Linked DNA regions of Mus musculus: regions 1 and 3 are each linked to region 2. The links are chromatin loops, found by intact Hi-C in ENCODE. Cell type or tissue: heart. All regions are shown on one strand.

The links. A loop is a pair of places that touch in the nucleus more often than their neighbours do. Peaks named below come from ENCODE experiments on the same cell type or tissue, not always from the same donor. Only the 100,000 strongest peaks of a DNase experiment are listed, where the experiment ranks them.
Region 1: a loop joins it to region 2, with 9 times the contacts of the local background. A loop is called at or near these places in 26 of 42 quality-filtered maps.
Region 3: it touches region 2 in a loop (2.0-fold over the local background); 2 of 42 quality-filtered maps call a loop at or near these places.

The regions. Positions count from the first base shown.
Region 1 is chr5:67,528,918-67,536,917 of GRCm38, forward strand. No RefSeq gene overlaps it. Among named protein-coding and RNA genes, the nearest start is that of C330024D21Rik, 69 kb to the left of the region's middle. In heart, CTCF peaks have their summits at 1,389 (motif pointing right), 2,275 (motif pointing left), 3,602 (motif pointing right), 5,342 and 1 weaker place; DNase peaks (open chromatin) are centred at 3,674 and 4,144; H3K4me3 peaks cover 677 bases; H3K27ac peaks cover 583 bases.
Region 2 is chr5:68,007,912-68,015,911 of GRCm38, forward strand. No RefSeq gene overlaps it. Among named protein-coding and RNA genes, the nearest start is that of Grxcr1, 20 kb to the right of the region's middle. In heart, a CTCF peak has its summit at 4,955 (motif pointing left); a DNase peak (open chromatin) is centred at 4,950; H3K27me3 peaks cover 248 bases.
Region 3 is chr5:67,928,742-67,936,741 of GRCm38, forward strand. 4930425K10Rik (RIKEN cDNA 4930425K10 gene) reads right to left here. Exons shown (of 4, transcript NR_038182.1): 3 at 6,771-6,959; 4 at 4,871-5,085. Among named protein-coding and RNA genes, the nearest start is that of Gm5108, 8.9 kb to the right of the region's middle. In heart, no CTCF peak of the experiment used is centred here; a DNase peak (open chromatin) is centred at 3,160.

The DNA.
Region 1 (8,000 bases), 480 kb before region 2:
ATGCCATATTCAAATTTTAACAGTCCCTATGCACTAAGCCTTCTCTTAAATTTCTTTCCCGTCACTGTCCCTTTTACACAGACAGCAAAAGTCTTACCCGAAATCTGCCAGTATCCTGATTCTACAGGCTCTGCCGTCTAGCCAAACAGCCCACCGAAAGCCAGAGGCTTGAAGTGGAGTTCGTCTGTCCTGAGCTCCACTGAGCCTCAGCCACTCACCTTCTTCAATCATTTCTCCCTCTGCCTGATGGAGGTAATGATCCTTATTTATCCAACTCACACAGATGTTGGACAGATTGATTAGTTAATGCTCAAAAATTGCCTTGAAGATGAAAAGTACCGATTAGTATTATTATGTTGTCTAAGAGACATTCCCCCGACTGTGAAAGGCAGCAGTAACCTGGCCACCGACATTTAATTTGAATGCTCTGCCGGTCACAGGTGGAATATTTATTTGCCAATAAGGAAAAGCTTCATTCACCACAGCTCCTTGGATTCCATTCGCCTGTTTTGTTTTTTTTTAAAGATGTGGCCAAATTGCTATGATGGCATGGAAATGGGACGACACGGTTAAGGCTCATGTCTAGGTTGGATGTCAGCCTCTTTTTGTCATCCAAATGACACCCCACGTGCCGCCAACACCAATCCAAACAGTGTGCGGAGTACAGGATGATGGTGATGTGTGTAATTACTGAAGACTTTGAACTTATAACCTTTAATCTTATTCAAAGGTGAATGTGGTTTCTCAAGGACAATTTTAAAAAAATTGTGTATCTGTACAAAGGTGCCACGCCAGAAAGTTCAGTATTGAAAACAAAGGGAAAAAAAAAACAACAACAAAAACCAAGCAAACACTTTGAACTCTCGTTTTTAAGCAGAGCTTGCTGTACGTGACGGAGGGAAGTTTCTTAGAAAAGTCTAAACTGCACATCAATATGGTGGAAAAGTCCTTCCTTTGAAGTAGGTCAGCGTACAGTTGATGCTGAAGTTTGGAATTCCAAGCTTGATTGGTGGCTGGCTTTCTTCAGAAACATGGGCTTTTAGCATGATTTATGCCTCAACTTTTAGAGTGAAATTTATGAACTGCATTAAGTGCTAGAGAAGAAGCATAAAATAAGCAATTTGGGGGTCTGGAGCAGCGGAGTGCTGTGTGCAAATGGGATAAATGGGAATAATGGACTAATAGATGCATCGGAGGAAAACAAATGGGTTTCCTGACATCAAGAAACAGCAGCTTTGGGGGATCCTGTAATTAGCTCCTAATTGGCTGGATGAGACAGTGTTGCTGAAGATGTATGAAGTCAAAGACGAAGTATCATTTTAAAACGAGGCAAGTTTGGTGGGATGAACAAGGCAATGAAGGTGGGTTGGACGTTGCATCTTAGGACTCTGCCCAGCAGATGGCAGGAGTGTTGTTTAAAGCCTTTGCATAGAGGCCACCCTCCTAAAGTCGCCTTTGAGTTATTTGAATGAATGAATCTGGCCAAGCAGGCTCTCCATGGCCCTCTTTCAGAGAAGAGCAATGATTGGTGTGTAGTGAGACTGCCCCGGATAACCCATCAGGTCCCCAAATTTTGTTTCTTTCTCTCTCCCTGTCTATTTCTCAAGTCTCTTTTGGGAGGTATGAGGTTCTTGAGACAATGTCATCTCCCCTGTCCCCCATTCCCGCGTGTTTCCCCTTTCCGGGGGAACAGTGGCCCTGTAGCTCTAAGCTCTATTTCTCCTGCTATCCTGAAGCACTTAACAGACTGAGCAAGGGAAAGAGAAGGTGCCCACTCAAATTTAAAGTTTAACTTTCTTCACAGTCTTAATCAATAGGTGTATTCTTTAGCATATATCTATCCTACATCTAGATGTAGAGTCGAACTAGTTTTGCAACAGTGCCGCCGGCATCTTTCTCTGTCCACACGTCCTGGGGTTCCTGCCATGTCCATGAATTCGTGCACCACTTGACTTCCGGGTCATCACACAGATTCACGGTGTCAGGAAAGACTTGTTACCAGCACTTTAAAGAAGTCTCAGTGGAGCAGAGCCTAGTGACTCTGGGCAGAATTACAGCATCTCAGAGCAGCACATTTGGCCGCAGGGGAGCGCGAAATGAAGGAGTCAGTCGCCAGGGGATGGAAAGGGCGTCCCACTGGGACTAAGTAGATAACACAGTTGAAGATTGATGTAAACGTGAGTTCTTAATGGCCACTCCCAGCTCAGAGGTAAAGTCCAACACCACAGCCTGCCACTCCTGGCCCCATCTAGCCTTGCAGAACTGAGGACATGTTTTCGCCCCCTGGTGGAACAGGGGACTCACTACAGGGATTAAATTACAGGAAATAAAGTTTGTGTGTTTGTGGATGCAGATCTCTTCTGCCAAATTGCATTGAACATGGCTCCTGCCTGGACCCCAGCGGTGCTCACTCTGCCAGGAATATGCAGCATTGTCAGATCTAGATTCCGCGTATAATTTTAAAAAGTCCACCGTTCAGACCCATTTGATTTGATTGTTATGCTTTCCCCTCATTTCCATTCAACTTAATGAGCTTTTTATCTGTACTGTTTTAAGGCAGATCACTAAGAACCTTCCCTTTAAATATTTCAGTATGTTTTAAAAAGGCACTGTTAAGTAAAAATATTTTTAAGTGAAGATGTGGTGGCGTTCAGATAAAGGTTTACCACACACTAAACCACTGAACACTAGAACTCATTTACTCCTTTCATTATTATTTTCCTTTTTGGTGGTGTTGTGCCTTCCTCATGCCAGGCAAGCACAGACAATCGTATCTGTCATACGGATCTGTCTTCCGTTTTGGGTGAAATTGACACCAACTCTTCAGCACCACATTCAGCACCAAACACAAATTCAAATCGTAATTATTTGTGGTGCTGATGATGGACGTCTGAACTAGGTACGAGAGAGGCAAGCAGTATAGCCCTGAGCAGTACTCTCGGCACAAAGGACACTTATATCCGGATTTTCCAGACTGCCCCTCATTGTACAAACGAATGATGTAAAAAAAACATATATATATTTTTTTCTCACCCTTTACTTAAAACACAGGACTTGGGCTGAAGAGATGGCTCAGTGGTTAGGAGCACTGACCCAGGCTCAATTCCCGGCGCCCACATGGCAGTTCACAATTGTCTGTAACTCCTGCTCCAGGGCATCTGACACCCTCATGCATGCAGGAAAACCACCAGTCTCCTCCTCCTCCTCCTCCTCCTCCTCCTCCTCCTCCTCCTCCTCCTTCTTCGGACCCCTGAGGATGGGGAGAGGGGTCTAAATTGCTGTAGCCCTGAGAAGAATAGACTGACCTTTGGCTGTGGTCAGACAACTTCAGGGTAAGGGTAATGAGGCCATATATTCATCTTCCCAGAAAAAAAAAAAATCTTACCCATCTTACCATTATGGACCAGAGGCCTTTTCCTGGCCAACTTCCAAGCATTTTCTCAACGGCTAATGCTCACTAATCCTCAGCCTGACATTATCTTCGTTTTAGCAGCATATCTGGCTTTCGATCTGAATTATAAGCCACATGCAATAAAAGGGAACTGGAAATGATTCAAAGCTTTGCCAGGTATTCTGAGAAGCCCAGCTCATCTGTACGCAGGCGCAATACAGGCAAACTTCCGCTAGAGGGCGGCCTCAGACTGCATGATACCCTGCAGTTCTCCGGAACAAGTGGAGACTGCAGAGGTGCAAACCTCAGCCGACAGAGCAGCATGAATGTGGACGCATGCTCCCCCCCCCCCCCCGCTAGCAAATAATATCTATTTGTTGTTGTTTTGTCCCCCCACTTCCGGATTGGCTTCAATGAAAATCTGGCACATGTGGTAAAGAGAAATATGGAAGATTTCCTTTCGTTTCCTTTGCGAGTGAGCAGTGAACCCTCACTTACCTCTTAGGGAATTTGCAGTGTTGTATTTATAATTATCAAGAGAGGGAGGGAAATTAAAAACTTCGACTGCTTAGCTCTTCCGCAGTTGGTCTGTGGGCCCGAGGGACACTCCAGGAACTCCGTGTTCTGGCTTAGCTCCGTGGAAACCCTCAGGAATGGCCATTTGACCTCTCGCTGGGCCACCGGAGGAAATCAGCTTTGGTTAGATCAGATGAGACATAATTGGCTTTGGACTCGTTAGCGCACACTCCAGGCGAGCATTCCTTGCTGTTTTGAAAGGCCTGTGTTTTACTTGGATCAGCTCAGTGTACAGGGGAGTCAGTCACAGCTTGGGTGGCTGGGTGGATTAGCATTTTGTTTCCCAAGATCTGCTCTGCTTCTGGGTCTCCCCAGTTGACACGGTGCCGGGCTCAACCCCCAACTCCCGGCCTGAGGTCAGAGAGAGGGATATGTCTGTTGGCCTGCAAGGGTGGTTTGTAAAGAATATGGGGTCTGGGTGAGTTGAGAGGTGTTCAGGCCTTAGGTTCTGGAACCATGAATTTGCATTTGCTGGATCGAGAAGAATGCAAAAGTGAATAGATTTCAGCATCGGGAGTGGTGTAACTTTGTCCTCTGCCTCTAAGTCATGGCCCTGCCCAATCACTTTCCAATAATCAGAGTGATCCTTTTAAAACGTACCTCAGCTACAAAGTTTGAAGAGAGCTGGGGGTGGGGTGGGGTATGGAAGAAGCCGGAGAGAGAGAGGAGGGTACGGGAGAAGTTGGCGTGGGAAGAGTAGAGATGGATGCGATCAGTATACGTTGTATTCGTATTCATTCCTGACCTGCTCCTGAAGCATACTGAGTCTTTATATGGTGGCGCCCTGCCTCACGTGTAAGCAAAAAGTTCAGCTTCATACTGTCGGTGGTGGACCTTAGTATCATTTTGGAAGCCATTTATAATAAGGTGGGTTGGGTGTTTACTGCAAGAGAACGCAGTGAGCTTTATTGGGATTTCAAAGAGCAGTTTACTTGGTTTGAGTTCTACACCTAGAGCTTACAAAGGATGCTTCCGAGAGGCTCCGACGATTTTGGTAAAGCAAAGGGCCTTGACCTCTGTCCGTCTGTCTATCTATCATCTATCTATCTATCTATCTATCTATCTATCTATCTATCTATCTATCTATCTATCTAGAATGACTTTATTTTTCTAGAGGTCTCCTGTGTAGGCAAAGTGATTGAATGATAGATCTATCTATCTATCTATCTATCTATCTATCTATCTATCTATCTATCATCTATCTATCTATCTATCTATCTATCTATCTATCTATCTATCTATCTATCATCTACCTATCATCTTTTCTCAACATCTCAATCACTGGTAAAGGAGAATATATAGTAATCTGAAAATCAGTTACGAAGAGAAGCAATGACTGCAGAGACCTGCAGGCGGAGCTACTCAGCAGTCTGACTCCCTAGGAAATTGGTTCTTTGGGGGGTTTTGTTTCTCTTTCTGCAGCTGTTTCTTTTCTCTCCAGGTCCTTCTGCTTTCTGGGCAATGTCCAGTAGCCTTCTCTCACGGTGATTCTGATGTTGCCTGTGACTTCTACTTACTTTGTGGAATCACCATCGGCCACGGTCTGGCTCTGCCCAGTAACGTCGTTGTATTGTATGAATGAAAATGATTAGTTGTTGACCCTCAGTTTAGGTCAGTTGTTGACCTAAAGACCGTTTAGGGATCTGACCCAACAACACCCCAAAAGTGCTTCGGAATAGACGTTTTTCCTCTCAGAAAGGTTGCAGAAGGAAGCAGACAGTGACGTGTTATGGCTTGGACAGTTAAATTGGTGAACATAAGAGATCCGGATTGCCGCCTTTTAGAATGCACGAGCGTATTTGTCTCCTCTTTGCTGCTTGAACAGCGTCTTCCCCAGATTAAGACAGGGACATCTCAGCAGAATTTAGCACTTAAGTTAAAATTTTAAAATAGGAACTTAAGTTCCATAAAGAAACAGGGGCCTCTCAAGGTAGGCTCTGTAGAGAGAAAATGGGGCTTTGTGAATGATAAAGGGCACCTGTCCATTTCAAGAGCAGTGGAGTGTGTTTGAATTTGCGATCTGGACTGAGAATTTGGTTGCAAACCTCAAGGGTAGAGGCTTGGGACGTGCTGAGTGGTCTCCTGTAGTTCCTGGGAGCTGGGGCGGAGGCGAGGCTCGAGAAGAATGAGAGAAGTTGCTGAGCTACAGAGCCGGCTCCCCTCCTAGATGTGGATGGAAGGTGCCGGGAGAGAGACAACGCCCACGCAGGTATGTGGACTCCTGTGTTAGCGTGGCTTATTGCTTCTTTCACGAGGACTACTCGGAAAACTGCCAATCCCTTCAAGAAGGCCCTCGTTTAACACGGAGCTAGTCATGGGCCCAGTCAGGGTACATGGAACGTATCCGAGTTAGTTATCGAGGTGATGGATGGACCTGCGAAGCCAGGATGTGTACAGGGTACCTTCAAGACTCTGAACGCTGGGGTAGAAGAATAAAGAAGACTCTAGGGTCAGAATAAGCCTCCAGCAGTAGGGAGTTACAAGTTACAGTAATCCATTGTATCCGCTATTAAACAGTAAGAACACAGCTCTGGACCAACAGTTCGTAGCCACCATAAGGCCTGGGAACATCCCTTCACTTCTGAGTTGGGGCGGGGACTTTTGGAGAAGAGAAATAGCCCTAGGAACAAAGTGGCTGTTGTTCTGAGCCATTTTGGGATTTCTGTGGCAATACTTCTCCCTACACGTGTTCTCCACAGTGTTCTACTGAGCTCTTCACACTGGAGCGTTGTGTTCTGAGAGCTGCTGGCCTGTCTTTTCCGGCAGCCAGGATAAGGCCAAGAACAATTGCTAGTGCCTGTGTTTCTAGAATGTGACATCAGTCTTACACAAAATATGAGCTTAATAATTAATTTTTAAAATTTGGGTTTAATTTAATAAAAACAGGTAGTAGAGGTGATTGCATGTAGGATTTCTTCACCACAGGTACCTGCTAGCCTGATGTAATCACCATTAATTATTATTATTATTATTATTATTATTATTATTATTATTTTGTTTTTGAAACAGAATTTCTCTGTGTAGCCGTGGCTTTCCTAGAATTCACTCTGTAGACCAGGCTGGCCTTGAACTGGGAGATTTGCCTGCCTCTGTCTGCAAGTGCTGGGGTTAAGGGTGGGTGCCACCCCCCTATTGCTGGCTTAATGGAATCAGCTATAAACTCTCTTTCAATCCCATAATCTAGAGGACGATTTATATGTGCACGCTGAGGGTGCTCATGGGACCAAGAATATACCCATAACATCCCATGAAGCCTGGAGTTGCTTCTGCACGGAGGAGAAAATTGAAGTTTTAGATTAGAAACTTTAAAGACTTACTGTTCTTATCCCTTTTGCCATTATATTTTGATTACATGCTCTATAATTAGATGTTGAAAAAGCTAATGCATATTAATCTTTGATTGATTTGATTACCTGTCCTAATTATACTTTGATCACTTTTGATAAATATATTGACTCATATTTTATTTACCTCACTATGTTCTTTGTGTAGCTATGCTTTGATAAAATCTGATTACATCTTAATATTTGATTGCTTTGAGTAGTTCTCATTCTAACCATTGCGAAGTGGGATCACATTAGCTCTGAGGTACCTGACTTGTGGCAATGAACGTAGATTCTGTAATAAACCATGCCCAAATTGGATGTTCCTCAATACTTAACACCTTATAACAGTGAGTGGATCCCATGACCTCTCTGGCCTTCAGTTTCCTTACCTCTAAAGCAGAGATAATAATAAAAGCTACTTAGTGGGAGCCAGGTGGGTTAAATGAGACATTATGTAGGCTAGTCTGGCTGGGCTTGAATTACCATTTTAGATAATTCTAATGTATAGCTAGCACTCCCTACTCCTACCTTAAATCTATTTGCATGAGCTGATAAAGGGTCTCCGTTTCAGAGTGGAGGTCCAGGGGAAATAGAGTTTTGGGGTAGGATATGCTGATGACCGGGAGAAGAAAGAAGAGAAAGATGCTGTCACAGTCTGTGGTAGACACCGCTTTCCCAGTCAGGCCAAGAGTCTCTACTTGGTATTC
Region 2 (8,000 bases):
AACCACCTGACCTATCTCTCTGAGAGGGTTGAGCAGGGAAGGAGGGAAAAAGAAGGAAGGAAGGAGTGGAAAGAGACAGAGAGAGACAGTCAGAGACAGGCAGAGATGGGGAGAGTGTGTGTCAATGTTTGAGAGGTATCAAAACAGTGTATATGTTAATGCTAAGACAAATTCATTACTTTCTCTTGGACAGACCTGTACCCACACTTGGGTATATTTACTTTGTGTGAGTCTTTTGAGATGCTCACATTCACACCTAAGTTGTGCCTTACTTTCAAGTAAATGCCTCTCTTTTTCTCAACTCTGCCTTATGCTTACATTAAAACATTTTAGACAGTATTTGTAACCCTGTTTCATTATGCTAGCTATTCCTCATATTGTATTTGGTGGCAACCATTAGTCTTAGTTTGACTTGAGTTGAGATCCCTAAAAGTCTAGAGGAACATCTCAGACCTAGGAGGTGACAGTGTGGAGCTTTGTCTCGGGTTCTTCACTACTGAGAGCAAAAAGAATAGAATCCCAGATATGCAAACGAGATCACAACCTAAGGGGACTTTGCAGCTTTTTTGTGTGTGTGTGTGAAATAAATCAAAGAGGAAGGAAGAGAAAAGAAAAAAGGAGAACAGAGGGAGAGGAAGCCGGAGCCATTCCCAAGGCTCAGGGAGGTAGTTTGGGAGCGATTTCTTAAAATTCAATGCTTTGATGTTTCAAGTTTAAAAATGAGAAGGGGAATTAAAGAGAGATCCGTCACCATGAGGTCAGAACTGGAGTCTGAAGGTCAGGTAGAAGACACATTTCAAAGTAGAGCAAAAGCACAAAGACAAAGACATCATGATGAAAAAAAAATTAGGGATGGGAGGAAAAAAATTAGGCAGCATAGAGGTTCCAAAGTGAGGATGGAAGAGACTCCATGCATAGAAAAAGAACCAGAGAGGAGACATAAGCATTCAAGTAAGACTTGGCAAAAATAAGGATGGATGGCAACAAAGACTAACACACTAAGATCAAAGAATCAGTGCAGGCCTAGCTGCCATGTCTGAGGGCTGCTAGTGCAGCGTACTCAGTCTGAGATTACCAACCCAGGTAGTGCAGACTTTGGTCTCGAGCTTCAATGTGACTAAAAAGCCATGTGTGTTGTGGTGTGTGTGTGTGTGTGTGTGTGTGTGTGTGTGTGTGTGTGTGTGTGTATGTATGTATGAAATGAAGTGATGTTATTTGGAAATGGAACATTGGCAGGTAATCTCACTCAGACATCACAGGGCAGTGAAGAGGAAGCTGATTTAGAAGTTAGTGTCATTTCACAAAGTCTGTAAAGGAGCCAGAAAGACATAATAATGAGATATAAGAAAGTGGACCTTTCCCAGGAATCTCATGCTGGGAGAAGAAATTTGAATGCTGGTGCCAGCCAGAGGAAAACTTGTCTCTTCGAAAGAGATTTCACAGTTCTGACAACTTGTCCTGTTTACAGGAGAGAATGAATCTCACCCAGTGATTTATAGGGTAACATGTTGACCTAGACTGTCCTTTCTTCAAAACACTCTTAACTTTCTGAAATCAAATCAAGATGCCAGAGAACATCAATTTATAAGTAGAAAAGCTTTATTTGAGCCAATAGAGTCAGAGATTTTAGTTTATGGTCACTTGGTCCTACAGCTCTGGGTAGCATCATGGTAGAAATGTGTTATGTGTGGTGGAAGTAACCATTTCTTGATGGTTAGGAAGTGAAAGGTATTGCGGGGGCGGGGAATTGTGTAATATGCCCTTCAAAGATGGGTCTCTTATGATTTAACTTCCTGTCTCTAGCCCTACCTCCTAAAGATTCAAGCATCATACAGTAGTGCTACAATGAAGGCTGTTTTATTGTGGATATGAACTGAACAACACGTCCATATATTCACGATGTATTTTCATTACATTTACACCCTCTTTCACTCTACTCTCCTTTCTCCTCTTATCTTTTCCTAACACTCTCATTAGGTGGAGAGACTTGACTTTGGGGAGACCTTTAAGGTCTAAATCATAATTAGGGTCATTCCTAGGAAGTTTATACACAACAACCAGGAAAAGTAAAAATGACAACAACAACAACAACAACAACAACTCTAAACCTTTAGATCATATGGGGATATTTCAGGTACATGGCTTACGATCTCTCCCCCTTTCTCCTACTTTCTACATTTTTATGTCTTAATTTTATAGAGAAGTGTATAAAAATTCCTCAAAACTGTTTGCTTCAGTTCAAAATGGAATTTTTTGGGGGTGGGTGGCTGTCAAGGTTGGGCTACAGGTCTGCTTCCATACTGATGCTGTGATACTCATTCAACTGCCATGTTTTCCTTTGTCATTATTTTCTTTATTTATTGTCACTTTGCTCCACATGCTACATGTGATCTGGGGAGCTTCAGTTTTCTGAGGTTCAGCTTTGAGTTTTGAGCTTGTGCCCCCCCCCTTTTTTTGAGACTATAGGATATAGAATAAGACTCAGTACAAATGAGTGAACCTCGTCCATCAGGCAGCCGAGGGCAAAACTCCAGTAAGCACTGACTGCATCCACGTACCATGCTGTTGGCCGTGTCCAGGTAACTGGGATTTTACTTTTCTTACATCAATCCCTGCTGTTCCTGGGTCTTGACTCTGAACCGTCACATACCCTCTATGGTCCCCAAAACTGCTACTCGTTGCTTAGCCTTTTCTAGATCTTTCCTTACCATCATGATGGGCACATGACAGAGTCCCTACCTGAAGGGCGGTTTCTGAGAATCCTGCTCAGACCAGTCCCTTACCTCAACCTAGCCTTGTGTTGAACACAACCCATGCCTGACTTATCTGCTATGGGGCCTTATCTGCTTCACCCCTCCTTGAACACAAGTGCTCATTTGAAAGTCAGGTCTGAATTTGTCACAGTGCTCCCTGACCCTCTGTCCTGATGCCACTGTCCCTGACTCTCTCTCCTGCATGTCCCCTTTGCTCTCATTTTCTTAATTAGCCTATTTCTTTCTACCAGCATGACTGCATGACTCTCTGTTTAGGACTCGATCGTTTCCTTTCTCTTGATTAGGTTTTATTTTAGTCTTTCCTTCCCAAATAAAACAGTGGCTTTGAATTGTAATTAGAGAGGCGAAGGCAAATACATAGGTAACTTTGCCAAGCCAGATGCTCTAGAGACCAGCAGGTGTGCTACGGACAGGAGAATAATGGAGGAGCAGGTGCCCAGTACTTATCAGGGGAAAAGACTGGGAACGAAAGCCCTCAATGATACTGGTGCTCTCAATAGGCCATGTAGTCAACAATGTACAGAGCACATCAATAAAAATAATTGCAATTTAAGATTTAATTGAAGAGTGTAAATATGATCTTGTAGGTCATCGTGAGGCATGGTAGCATGGGGCAGTGTTAAGGGAAAAATGTGTCCGTTGAAACACAGTTTTAATTTGCAAAGTCTCCCTAATTATCCATATGGCTTCCTTGACTTTCTTCTTTGAGAATGGAAACAATGGAGTATTATTTCTGAGCTCCCTTCTCCTTCCTTCTCTGAGCTTTGCCCATATCTCATTCCTACAATTGGCCCAGCAGTATAACAGATCCAACCAATTGCTCTTTCTATTCCTTTAAAGGAGTATAAATATCCTAGAAGTTGTAGGAATGTTATAGTTGTTGAGACATGATGTTTCTTAAAACAAATTAGTAGTCATCACTGCAAAATGTTGAACCTCTTGCTTCCTAAGGACATCCACCAATACCACAGCCAGATCTGTAAAGGACATGCCACTGTCAAGTACATGTTGGCTGCCTTTCTACTCCCAGGAATTTTATTTGTTCCTATGTGATCTTCCAGCGGGTTCATAAGAGACATGAAAATGAAAACTTTCCACTGCACAGGACTGAGGGCGCATAGTTCACCACACACGGAAACACAAAAGATAAGAGGCTTTTTATATTTTCCAGAAATAGAACAAGGGGTTTCATTCAGCCAGAAATGAGAGAGAGAGAGAGAGAGAGAGAGAGAGAGAGAGAGAGAGAGAGAGAGAGCAACATTGGGAAATTGGGTTTTCATTTCTGATATCCCAACATTCTAAAGCGAGGCTGCAGGAATTCGTTTTGCATGTCAATTCTTATTTTGATAACTTTGAGCAATACTTTTAATGTTTCTGTGCCTTGGTTTCCTCATGTGTAAAATTGGGAATATATTTTATACTGTGCAGGTTTGTTTTAAGGGCTGAAAGAAGTAACACACAGGACACTTCTTAGTAAACAGTCATAATAAATATCATCAACACTGTTATTTATAAAGCATCCAAAAATGGAAGTAGCCTGACTAGAATGGAGTGCCTCACTCCAAATAATTTATACACAGCCAGATTCTTGTATTCAAATATGATTTCATAATTGGATATTGTAAATCTTGGCTTCTGAAAGACTACAAGTTTACAGGCCAAAAAAAAAAAAAAAAAAAAAATTCAGCTTTCAAAACAGCAAACGTTCAAACCCTCTAAATAGGCCACAAAAATAGGCTCTACTTGTCTGTCTTCCCAGGCCAAAAAGCAACTTATCAGTTGTATGTTCCAGTGCTGGTATCATTTGTGAAACAGCAGCAGCAGCAGCAACAACAACAGCCAACAACTAGAGATTTATCCATCTCTATTCTCTCTATGCCAGTGGTTCGTTGAGGGCAGGAGCTTAAGGAATTTTGAATCCTGATTGCTTAGCAGGACATGGGAGCTAGACATTGGATTTAATCCACTGTGGAGACAATGAGTAACACCAGTGTTCTGAGGAAGGAGCAGTAGATGTACCCGAGGGAATTCTAATCACACCTATAAGAAAACAGGGAAGGGAAGCATGTGGGAATTCTAAAGCACCAGAAGGAGCTGGGCTAAGAACTACTTCAGGAGAAACTTAAGATAAATTACATAAGTGCCTCTCGGTCAGGGATGCACTGCCCCCTGGGGGTCATTCTGGAAACTGCTGCATGCTGTTGCTTACGTGGTAGGTGGCTGTGGTTGGTGGTGTCATTAAGGGAAGCCCTGTCCAGGGATTTTTAGGTGTCTCATCGTATGTCTGGATCAGCTGTAATGTAAATTTTGTTATCACACATCAATCCTGTCAGTTTCCAGAACTTGACTTTTGTTTAAGAGTTGTGGAGAAGAAACTGTAGGATGATTGGGCTGTCTCTATGGGGGTGGAACTTACAGCTATCCGTTTTCTTTCAGAATAGTAAAGGGGGTATAAAATAATCGAATTATAAGGGAGATCATGCTGTGCTACAGTTGGTACAGTTTAAGAAAGACTTTTAAGTAACCATATTTTAGGAATCGCTGACTGAATTACAACCTAGCCTTGCTGAATGAAATGGTTCTCAGAGGTTAGAGCTCATTCATAAAATATTAAATGTACCATTAAGGCGATTCAGCTCCATCTGCTTCTATGACAAGGGGTTGCTCTCAGGGCCATGGCTGCTCTCTTGATATGAGAATGTCATTGAGGTCTTTACAATATGAATCATAAAGACAAGTCTTAAAAAGCCAGATGAGCCCGCACGCCATCAGAGAAGGGTTTTGCCTCTTTCCATTTCCCATAAAAGGCCAGCTGCATCACGTTCTACAACTGAAGAACATTCATGTGCTCACCAGGTGCCAGAGCCCAAAAATCGGAAGTGGAGAAAGATGGAACAAAATATTTCACCAACAGAGGGGACGGAGGAAGGAAGGAGGCAATTAGAATGGGAGAGAGAGAAGGGAAAATATCCCATGGAAACACTTTGATGGGGGGTGAAAGTAACCATGGAACTTTATGAAACTGCTAGTCAGAAGAGCATAAGAAATGGATGTTAATCTTTCAAATGTTTTAGGGGAGCTCACTAGTCTACTTTCATCCCTTTGGATTTTTTGACCTATGCTTTTTCATGCTTTAGAAAATATAGAAGTCAAAGCTGGTTTGTAGATTTGTGATACACCTAGATCTTATAATTGAGAGGGAGGTTCTCAACAGAGGAGCTGGGCTGAGGTGGGGACTCTGAATGTAGGAAGAAGACACCAGTGATGTTTCCAAGGAAGCATAGGTGATGTTCTGGTGTTGGTAGCCCTATTGAGAGAGATGGAGATTGTGGCAGCAGTGCAGAAGATGGGAAAGATGAGCATTTGTGACAGGATCCCATTTAAAAGCAATGACCACTCAACACATAAGAGCAAGCAAAACTCCCAAAGTAGTCTAAACCATCACCATCATTTCACTCAAATGCTTCATCTACTTAAATTCAATCTATCATACTTACTAGTTCCAGAAAGATAGTACGCTTGCATTGGAATTTTGGTGCAGTTTGGTAATAGGAAGGAGCAACTACTTTGATGAATTTTTCCCTGGCACCTCAGAGGTTGATTGGAAGCCACATGAAGCTTCAAACGAGTTCAAGTATACAGGGATATAAAGTTCAGCAACATAAGGCAGGGCATAATACCAAGTCTTGAGAAGAGCCAAGAATCAAGACAGCTATTTCCTCCGTCTCAGTCTGCCTTTGAAGAGCCTAGAATTGCTATGTTCTATTTCTCTGTAATCTGAGTTCGAGATTGTATTCCCATTGCTCAGTCACTCAAGCTGTTAGCCAGACTCGGGGAGGAGAAGAGTGGTTCAGGTGAGCAGCTCAAAACACACCTGCTGAGGGCTGCAGATGAAGCTCTCCACTGAATAGGCTGTAAAAAGTGCATCGCATAGGTGAGTGTATGTTTCTGCTTGTTCACGAGTGTGGGTGGGAGTATATGTGAATCACGGCACATATGCACTGTGTAGAGGTCAGAGGACCTTTGAGTGCCGATCTACACCTTCCATCTTGTTTTAGACAGGGTCACTTCACCTCTGTGTGTTATCGGGCACACAGCATCTGGAGCTTCGCCTGTTTCCAGCTCTCCTCTCTTTTCTTGTAGGAAGTGCATTACGATGACAGATCCACGCTGCTGTGGCTGGCTTTTAAATTGGTTCTGTGTATCCAAACTCAGAGAATCAGGTTTGAATGAAAAGTACTTTTACTCATCTAGACACATCCCCCATCTTTTTATAGGGTCTTTGGAATTTTAGAACTTAGAAAATGGAGCTATACCTCCATGGCTGTTGGTTCTCCTAGGAATGCCAACTCAAGGACAGTTTCTGGGTGTGTGTGATTTATGCTGTCTCTGCTCCCAGGTAACAACAATGTGTTTCTACAACCCCTCTGCCCATTTTAGCTCCACGATAAAGATACAATGAAGAAACCTGGAATTTTTATTTACAAGCTTCCAGGACAAACTGCTGAGAATTTCTGAACTATTCTATCCCAATCAGTTGTGATAGATAGAAATTTTTACACAACATTGAGATCACAGATTCTTTTTGTTTAATTTAATTTTTTTAATTAGGTATTTTCTTCATTTACATTTCAAATGCTATCCCCAAAGTCCCCCAGACTCTACCCACCCTACTCCCCTACCCACCCACTCCCACTTCTTGGCCATGGCATTTCCCCGTACTGAGGGATATAAAGTTTGCAAGACCAAGGGACCTCTCTTTCCAATGATGGCAGACAAGGCCATCTTCTGATACTTATGCAGCTACAGACACGAGCTCCGGGGTACTGGTTAGTTCATATTGTTGTTCCACCTATAGGGTTGCAGATCTGCCCCCAGTTCCTTGGGTACTTTCTCTAGCTCCTCCATTGGGGGCCCTGTGATCCATCCAATAGCTGACTGTGAGCATCCACTTCTGTGTTTGCTAGGCCCCGACATAGTCTCACAAGAGACAGCTATATCAGGGTCCTTTCAGCAAAATCTTGCCAGTGTATGCAATGGTGTCAGCGTTTGGAGGCTGATTATGGGATGGATCCCTGGATATGGCAGTCTCTAGATGGTCCATCCTTTTGTCTCCGCTCCAAACTTTGTCTCTGTAACTCCTTCCATGGGTGTTTTGTTCCCAATTCTAAGAAGGGGCAAAGTGTCCACACTTTGGTCTTCGTTCTTTTTCAGTTTCATGTGTTT
Region 3 (8,000 bases), 79 kb before region 2:
CAACAAAATCAAGTACATGGTGTAATTCTTGTTTGGAATCAAGTAACATGCCAAATGACATTTAGATAATCACTGTCATTTAAACCTCACTGTTTAATGACCTCCAGTAGTCATTGTTAATATTCTGTATGTGTGAATGAATATGTCTGTGTCAGAAGAACATAGATTAGGCTTAAAGATGTACAATGAAACATTTATGTATAAAAATGGCAAACTGGTATGGATGTCTGAGGTTTTGTACAAAGCAATGTTGAAGGTAAGCAGTTTCTTCCAGAGAGTGGTAATAAGGAAGCAAATAGACAGAGAAGCAAATGCTGCCCAGTTCAGTGGGTCCTGAGGAGTATAGAAAGGGTTGGTCAGACAAAAGCAACTGGACGTAGTGGGTTACTTAAAAACAAAACAGTGGGAATGAGGTTGGGATGGGGAACATTTAGGGACCCAGGGGTGTGTTGGGAGAGGAATGGAGTAGATATTATCATATTTAATTTTATATGATCTTAAAGAATAGTAAAATATATATATATATAAACCAGGAAAATAGGCTAAGGCCAAAGCTGGAAGGGCCTGGGAGAACAGCCTAATCAATTTGAGCAGTTCTTCACTCAGATGTTCTGTTTCAAAACTCTGTGATAAAATCCAAAGCCAATCTCATGCCTAATTATGATGATTTGTCAAAATATTTGAAAATCCCTTTGATGGAAGATGAATTTTGAAACTGTTAGATCTATGGAGGATGAATAGCTCATTTTAATGACATTACCTTCTTAATTATTATTGAAGTATTTTTCTCATGGTTTTTAGACATTTATTTTATATGTTTTTATATATTTGAGTGATGTTAGAGACTAGACTCACACTTTCGTGTATGCTAAGCAAGTACTCTACCTCTTGAGTGACACGTCCCCAAGCCCCACCCTCTCTCTTATTTGGGTCACATGGATGAACTTCTAGTCTCATAGCCTCGGGGAATCAGACTTAAAGGAAAATAACATGTGTTCTATGCCTAGAAGTTTTGAGACTCTCAGTTTCCCTAGTGTCACTGATTATAAATTTAGATGTAAATTCTCTTTGAAGTTTTCTCCCACATTTTAGTGTGTGAAAAATCTATGACTTTATATATCATTTCTAAGAAAAATTTAACCTAGTCCATTGCTGGGCTGTGATCTTTTTTGCAATAGGTTAGGTCTGTGAAAAAACTGCCTGAACAATGATTAATAAGAAGCAGAATAAATTTCATAGTACAGGAAAAATTATTTCCAAAGGCGATTCTCTCATTTGCAGATGGCAACTCCGGGGAGGCATGTAACACAACTAATCTGAAAGCTTTCCATGTGACTAAGTTTTCTATGTGACTGTTCCTATGGTCCTACCATTGGAGTAATGATTTTGTAAAGACACGTCAATGTAACAGAGAGCTGTCTACCTCATATCACAAGCAGTGCCCCACCACTCGATGAACTCCAGTGTCTTAATTGGAGTGACATTAAATGTAATGTAACATACAATTTGCACTAACTGCAAACTTACATTTAACAAATTTCTTTCAAGCCTTAGATATTAAAGTTGTATCAGCATACCTTAACAGTCCAAAATAAGTGGTTTATTCTGGCATTTCCATATACGTACACAATGAAGTTGGATAGAGTCCACTCATCTGTTTAGGTTTGAGATTTGCTAGAAATTCATCAAGTTTTACAAGTCATGTATGTTGCCAGGGAAATTAAGGTACCCTTTTGGGTATCTTAATATCATTAATAAAATAATTTAGAAATGGACTCAAAGGAAGCTTACTTTTATTAACATTTAAGGAAAAATGTAATACAAGTTAGGGGAAAAGCCCAGCAGCCACCGGGAGAGATGGAGAAAAATTCATGACTTCTAAGACAGGCATAGAATAGAAAGAGATTATCAGGAAAGGAAATGAAAAGGCACTGCCAAGAGTGGATGTGGGCTACTGGGCAGAGGAAAGAACCCCCAAAAGGCATCCTGCCAAGGTCGTTTTTCGTTCTCCCTCCCATCAGTATTTCCTGGGCTTTGTTTAGTATGTGCTGTTCTCACTGGGCTTCTTCTGCAAAGAGCCTTCTTTCATGTTAATCTTGATTTAGCTTCTTAAGTTCCCCTTTCCTGTCATAATGTGGAGATAGGCATAGTTTTAAGGTTACATGTCTTTGATCAAGTTTCTGAAAGTTAAGGGTGTGATAGAAGTTCTTAATTTAATTGGTTAGCCGTGAACTTCAGGGGAAAGGAACTGAAGAAAACAGGAAAGTGAAGTGGGCAGAGGGGAGTGAGAGAGGGAGAAGACAGGGAGAGGGGGAAGGAGAAGAAGGAGGGACAGAGAGGGGGAGAAATAGAGGGAGGGGAAGATGTGTGTGTGTGTGTGGGGGGGACAGAAAGCTAATGAAAGGAAGAGAAAAACAGGAGAAGGAGAAGAAAGGGGAAAGGAGAGAGGAGGAAAAATGAGAGAGGGTGTAAAGGGACGATCTGGAAAGCATGGAAGGGGCATGAGAGGGAGGTAGAAGGATGAAGAGAGACGGAGAGATGTAGGAAGGAAGAGAAGAAGGGAGGGACAGAAAGAGAAAGACAGACAGGCAGACAGAAAGACAGAGAAAGGAAACAAAGAGTGAACGAGAAGAATAAGAGAGAGAGAAGAAAACAGAAGGAGGGGAAAGGGGGAAGAGCTTGTAAAGGGCAGATCTGGAAGGCATGGAAGAGACACGGGAGAGAGTAAGGGAGGGAAAAAGATGAAGGGATGGAGAGAAGGAGGGAGGGATGGAAAGAGACAGACAGACATACAGAGAGACAGAGACAAAGAGAGTAGTTAAACAAGGAAACAACCAATAAGTGGTTTTGCCCTCACTTTGATCTCAGAGGAACGCTGTGGAGAACAGGCTGACAAGATCACTCCCAGCCCAAGTAGTGAAAGAATAGTTATCAGCAGTGTCAAGGTTTTATGACAGTGGTCACAGCCTCCCAAGTGACATTGCTTCTGTTTCCTGCTGATTTTATGGGTACGGTTCTCCAGAGACAGAAGTATCCAGGAGTTGTGATCAACTGATACAGTAGCTAGGAAAAGGGTTTCCTCCCTGCCCTGTTTACACAATGTGGGTGGGGCAGCAATAGTGTTCTCCACAATGTGCCCTTTGAGCTTAGACACACATCGACCTTGGTACAGCTTGTCCAGGACTCTGAGTGAGCACAACAGGGCTACTGGGATGGGCTCTAGCAGCTGCAACATCAGTTATCCCAGGGCCATGGCTAGTACTCACCACTCCCTGCCTCACTGACTATTCTCTCTTCCAGTTCCCATTGGTTAACACTTCCACCAGCCAGAGTGCATTGCCTAGAACGGCAATTTATCTTTATCTCTGAGGTGTCTGAGTCATCACCAGGGCCGAATTGCTTTCTTTCTGGAAAGACTGGCACCTGAATGCTCACCTTGTTCTTCCACACCCCTCGTCTCTTGCGATCATCATAATTCCTCTTAAGAATTGTACTCCGTTATCTCTGGTAGTATAGTAGCCCTTTTGTTTGCTTGACACCTCCGTGTGTAAGGATCCCAAAGTAAACAGGCTGCAGCACTACTATGAACTCAGGACTAGTGCACTGGGATAGGCTCAATACCACATCCTAAGAGGTAGGTTCTGTTCACGGGGTCCTTTGAGTGTTCCATGGGCCAGGAGCTTAGATGGCAGTGTGTGGTAGGAGCAGTGGATGGTGTAACCACGTGGCCACTGCTGCTGCTTCTTTGCTCCGTTTAAGGATACCTGGCCTCATGGTGATTTTATGTGAGGTTTATAATATTCTGTGATCTCTTGGCTATAGTGCTGGCTGGGGAGTGTAGGGATAGTAATGATGAAATTGTCCCTTGAATCTGTCCAGTCAGATGGAATGTGTTCTTTCCAAAAGCAGTCTGTGGACTTCCCTCCCCCAAAGGCTAGAATGGATTTGTGACAGTGTTAGTCCTTACCTCTGGCTAGATGTTTGGCAGTGGCAATAGCTAGACCACCAACCCCATCACTCACAGCTCCTCTCTGAACACCAGAGACGCTGGTGACAGAGGTTAGGTAACTGAGTTATCCTGTCCATGTGGATGTTGAGTGTCCCATCCTTTGGAGGTAAAGTCTCCCTGTGGATAGTGATATGTGACCCAAAGGCCTGAATTCGAATAGCTTTTAGATGTCTTGTTCTCTTGGTGATTTCTTAGGCATTAAAGTGAACGTGTATAAGCAATGGGGAATGACTATAGTTAGTGATACTTCTCGTAGACTATAGAAACCTTACCTTGTGAATTAAGTCCTTCGATCCTCTCCACCTTTAGAGATATCTTCCTCTGCACACACTGAGGTGGTATAGCAATTTAGGTTCATCCGTGATGACCCGTGAGGAGTCTACAGTGTTCTCTTTTTTTGACTGGATTGATTCTTCCCCTCATTTCTTCTTCCTTAGGGACTTTTCTCTAGGCTCGTGTTTTATTGTGCATGTAGTACTAGGCATTGAAACCAGAGCCTTCTGTGTGCTAGGTTAGCCCTCTACCACAGAAACATCTTTTAAAGTTTTTAATTGAAGATATTGTTTCACCACGTTGCCCATTCTGGCTTATCCTTCATGGTCCTTCTGCCTCAGCCGACCTGCTTAGCTGAGATTATAGATTTACAATAATAGGCCTATCTCCTTTAAGCATTGCAGATGTCTTTATTAAACTTCATAATGGGAAGATATTTTTGCCACATACAAAATTTTGGATTGACAGTGTTTTGTTTTGTTTTGTTTTTTACTTATCAGCTGAACAATCTGGCAAATTTTATATAACATAAATTGAGATACAGTTCTGAATATACTAAGAAAAATAAACTCCCCAGGACTAAAGACTAATTGCATGGTTGCAGACTAACAAGTCAGTTTATTTTGCAAAGGGAAAAAAGACAAGGTTCAGTTTTACTCCTTGGATGACAGAAAACGTTTCTTTTGATGGAGGAGAAATCCACATGACAAGCTTTTCCTTTGTGTGTTCTCCGTGGGAGTTGAGTACTAGGTAGCTGTTTCTTGCTTTCTTCATCTTCCCAGGCAAGCTGAGAGTAGAAGCGGCTGAGAGCAAAGAGGACAAAAACATCAATTGAGAACCACACTGGGAAGCAGGCTGTGGGAAGTGCGGGATCAGGCCACCCGTCTTTGAACCCCATCTTTTTGCCACTTAGCAGGGATGTGAGCTTTGATGGATTATTTCCCCATCCACGATTCAGATGCTCCACGGAGACATTTGGAATGATGATACTTTATCTCTTGTGGTTCTCATGAGAACTGAACTAAAATGAGAAAACTACAACCTAACATGGGATAGGGGCTCAGGAAAGGTGCCCCCCTGAGACCCGTGGCATTGCTTATGTCTTTTAAAGTTGTAATGTTTTCTTTATATTTTGTAGACAGCCGCTATTATTTAAATTTAACTTACTTGTTTAATTGTTTTGATGAAGGTAAGTGTAGACAACATTTATTAGTTTAGGTCAAGTCAGGAGAAAGAAATAACAAAGTAATTAATAAAAGAAACCTTAAGATAACCAATTGTGGTACTATGCAAATGGCTCAGTGGTTTAGAGCACTGGCTGCTCCTGAGGACGTGGGTTTGGTTCCTAGCGCTGCTATCATGGTTCACAACTGTAACTCCAGGTGCAGAGGTTTGGATGCACTCCTCTGGCCTCTGTGGATGCTTCATTCAAGGGGAACATAGACATACATGTAGGCAAAACACCCATACACACATGAGTGTGATGCTTAACCTTCATTCTCCACTTCCCTGGTCTGAGATTACCCAGGAGACACACTTCTGGGCTGTGTCCATGAGATGATTCAGAGTTTTAAGTAGATGGGTGGAAAGAAGGCACCATAAACATGGTCTGGGTGACCATACAGTGAGAAGGTGAGAGATGGGTAGAAAAACTGGAGAAGTCTCAGCCTGCTTCTCTCTGTGTCCTGACTGCAGACACTGTGTGCCCAGCCACCTCAGGGCCTGACTGATGTGCTTTTCTGTCACTGTAGACTGTGTCCATCTTAAACTGAAAAGCAAAAGGAACTCTCCCCAACGCATTTCCCTTCCTTCTATTCCCCCCGAGACAGGAGCTCACTATTGTATTAACCTGGTCTTGAATCAAAAATCCTCCTGCCTCAGCCTCCCAGACAATCTTTCTTCTAGAAGTTGTTTTCTTCCTTGTCTTACATAAGCTAGTTCATTTTCTCCTTCTGGATTTTTTTCTCTTGGAACATCTTAAGTGTCAGTATTTCTCAGAGTTCCATCTATGTCTCTTTTTCTCACTTATTATCTTCTTCTAGGACGGCAGGGTAATCAGGTACCAAGAAGCACAGAATTGCAAGCGCATGAAATACTGAATAGTATCTTTCAGTTCCTGTGGATGGTGTGTGGCACCTTAATGTCTCTAGTCTAGAGAGCCTCATCTGTATTGAAAATAAAGATAATAACTATGTCAAAAGACTAATGGAAACAACGCAGTTTTACGTACATAATTCTGCAGAATGGAAGCCAGCCTAGAGAAAAGAGATTACCACCTCTGGCTTATCTGTAACTCCGGGAATGTTCAGTACACTTCATTTTAACAATGGACCATAACAATGTATTTCTTAACACTTGTAAAATAAAATGTGCTGAAATTCTCAACTCCCTGGATGGCTGAGACGAAATATTACACAAGTCTTTAGTACAGCAATCGGTACACAGAGTGTTCTAAGTACACAGTACCTATGGCTTTCCATTTTCTCACCTTCAAACATCTGACTACAGGTCCGTTTAATCAGTGAATCCTTCCCAGTTCTCTCCACATCTCTACGGGAGGCAAAGTTCACTTCAGTGGTTTCTAAAAATGCCAATTTGTGGTTTTTCTGTTTTCATTCTGTGAAGCATTTAATGCTCTGGCAAGATGGGGCAATGAAGCAGATTGAAGTACTTGCTTCTAAGTAGAAATAAAAAGCCAAATTTAACCAATGTAACAAGTCACCTTTTGTATTAAGAACACCCGTTAAGTGTTGGTATTGAAATAACCTCATGTAAAATTATGTGTTTCTAGTAATGGATTTTTTTCTTTTTTTAAAAAAGAAAACATATCTGGACTTAGCCAAATGAAAAGTTTTCAGTTTGAAATTGATTCCTTGAATTTGTCTGGAAATTTTGTTGACATATGAATCCTGGTAGGTTGCAAATCTTAGTTATTTTGAGCAGCTTTGCTTGAATAAACCATGAGCACCTGCAGGGGATAGTGTGCAAAGCTTCTGCTGTCTTGTTCTCTAATACACAAAGCCTAACTCCTTTCCACTTTTACTCTAAAATGTAAGTGTCCATGCCAGCTGCGTTGTTTCCAAGGCTACCCAGGCACCACTGACCTTGTGCTCAACAGATGACTAAACCTTTCCAGTGCCCTCTTTGCACTTCTATTACTGCCACTGTAAAATCTGTCTGTCTGTCTGTCTGTCTGTGTGTATTATGTATATGACACACATATATGTATTTTTATGCGTGTCTGCAATTTAATTTTTATCTATTGTCAAGCTCTCACCCACTCCCCCCTCATGTGGCTTGATCATGAGCTGCTCCAAGAACCTTGTTTCTTTGCCTTCATTATCTTTCCTGCTTCCTTTGGATGCGAAACTTCTCTGCATGGCCCCCCATGGCCTCCCCCTTCTCGTGTGCTGCTTTTCTGTACCTGGGTCCCTCACAACCATGATTATCAGTTATCTGCATTTCCATTATTTTAGAATCTGTACTACTACCATTTTCTGCTGCTTAGACATCCCATCCTCTTCATTTACAAAAGCCTCATTAGTCTTTCAAAGATACCAAACCACCCACAAAACTTTCCATCCCAAACTTATGCTGTCTACAAGAAGTGCAGGGACTGGGGATGTAGCAGAGACTGAGGGAATGGGCGACCAATAATGGCCTAACCCGAGACCCATAACATGGGCACACACCAATCCCTGACACTGTTAATGATATT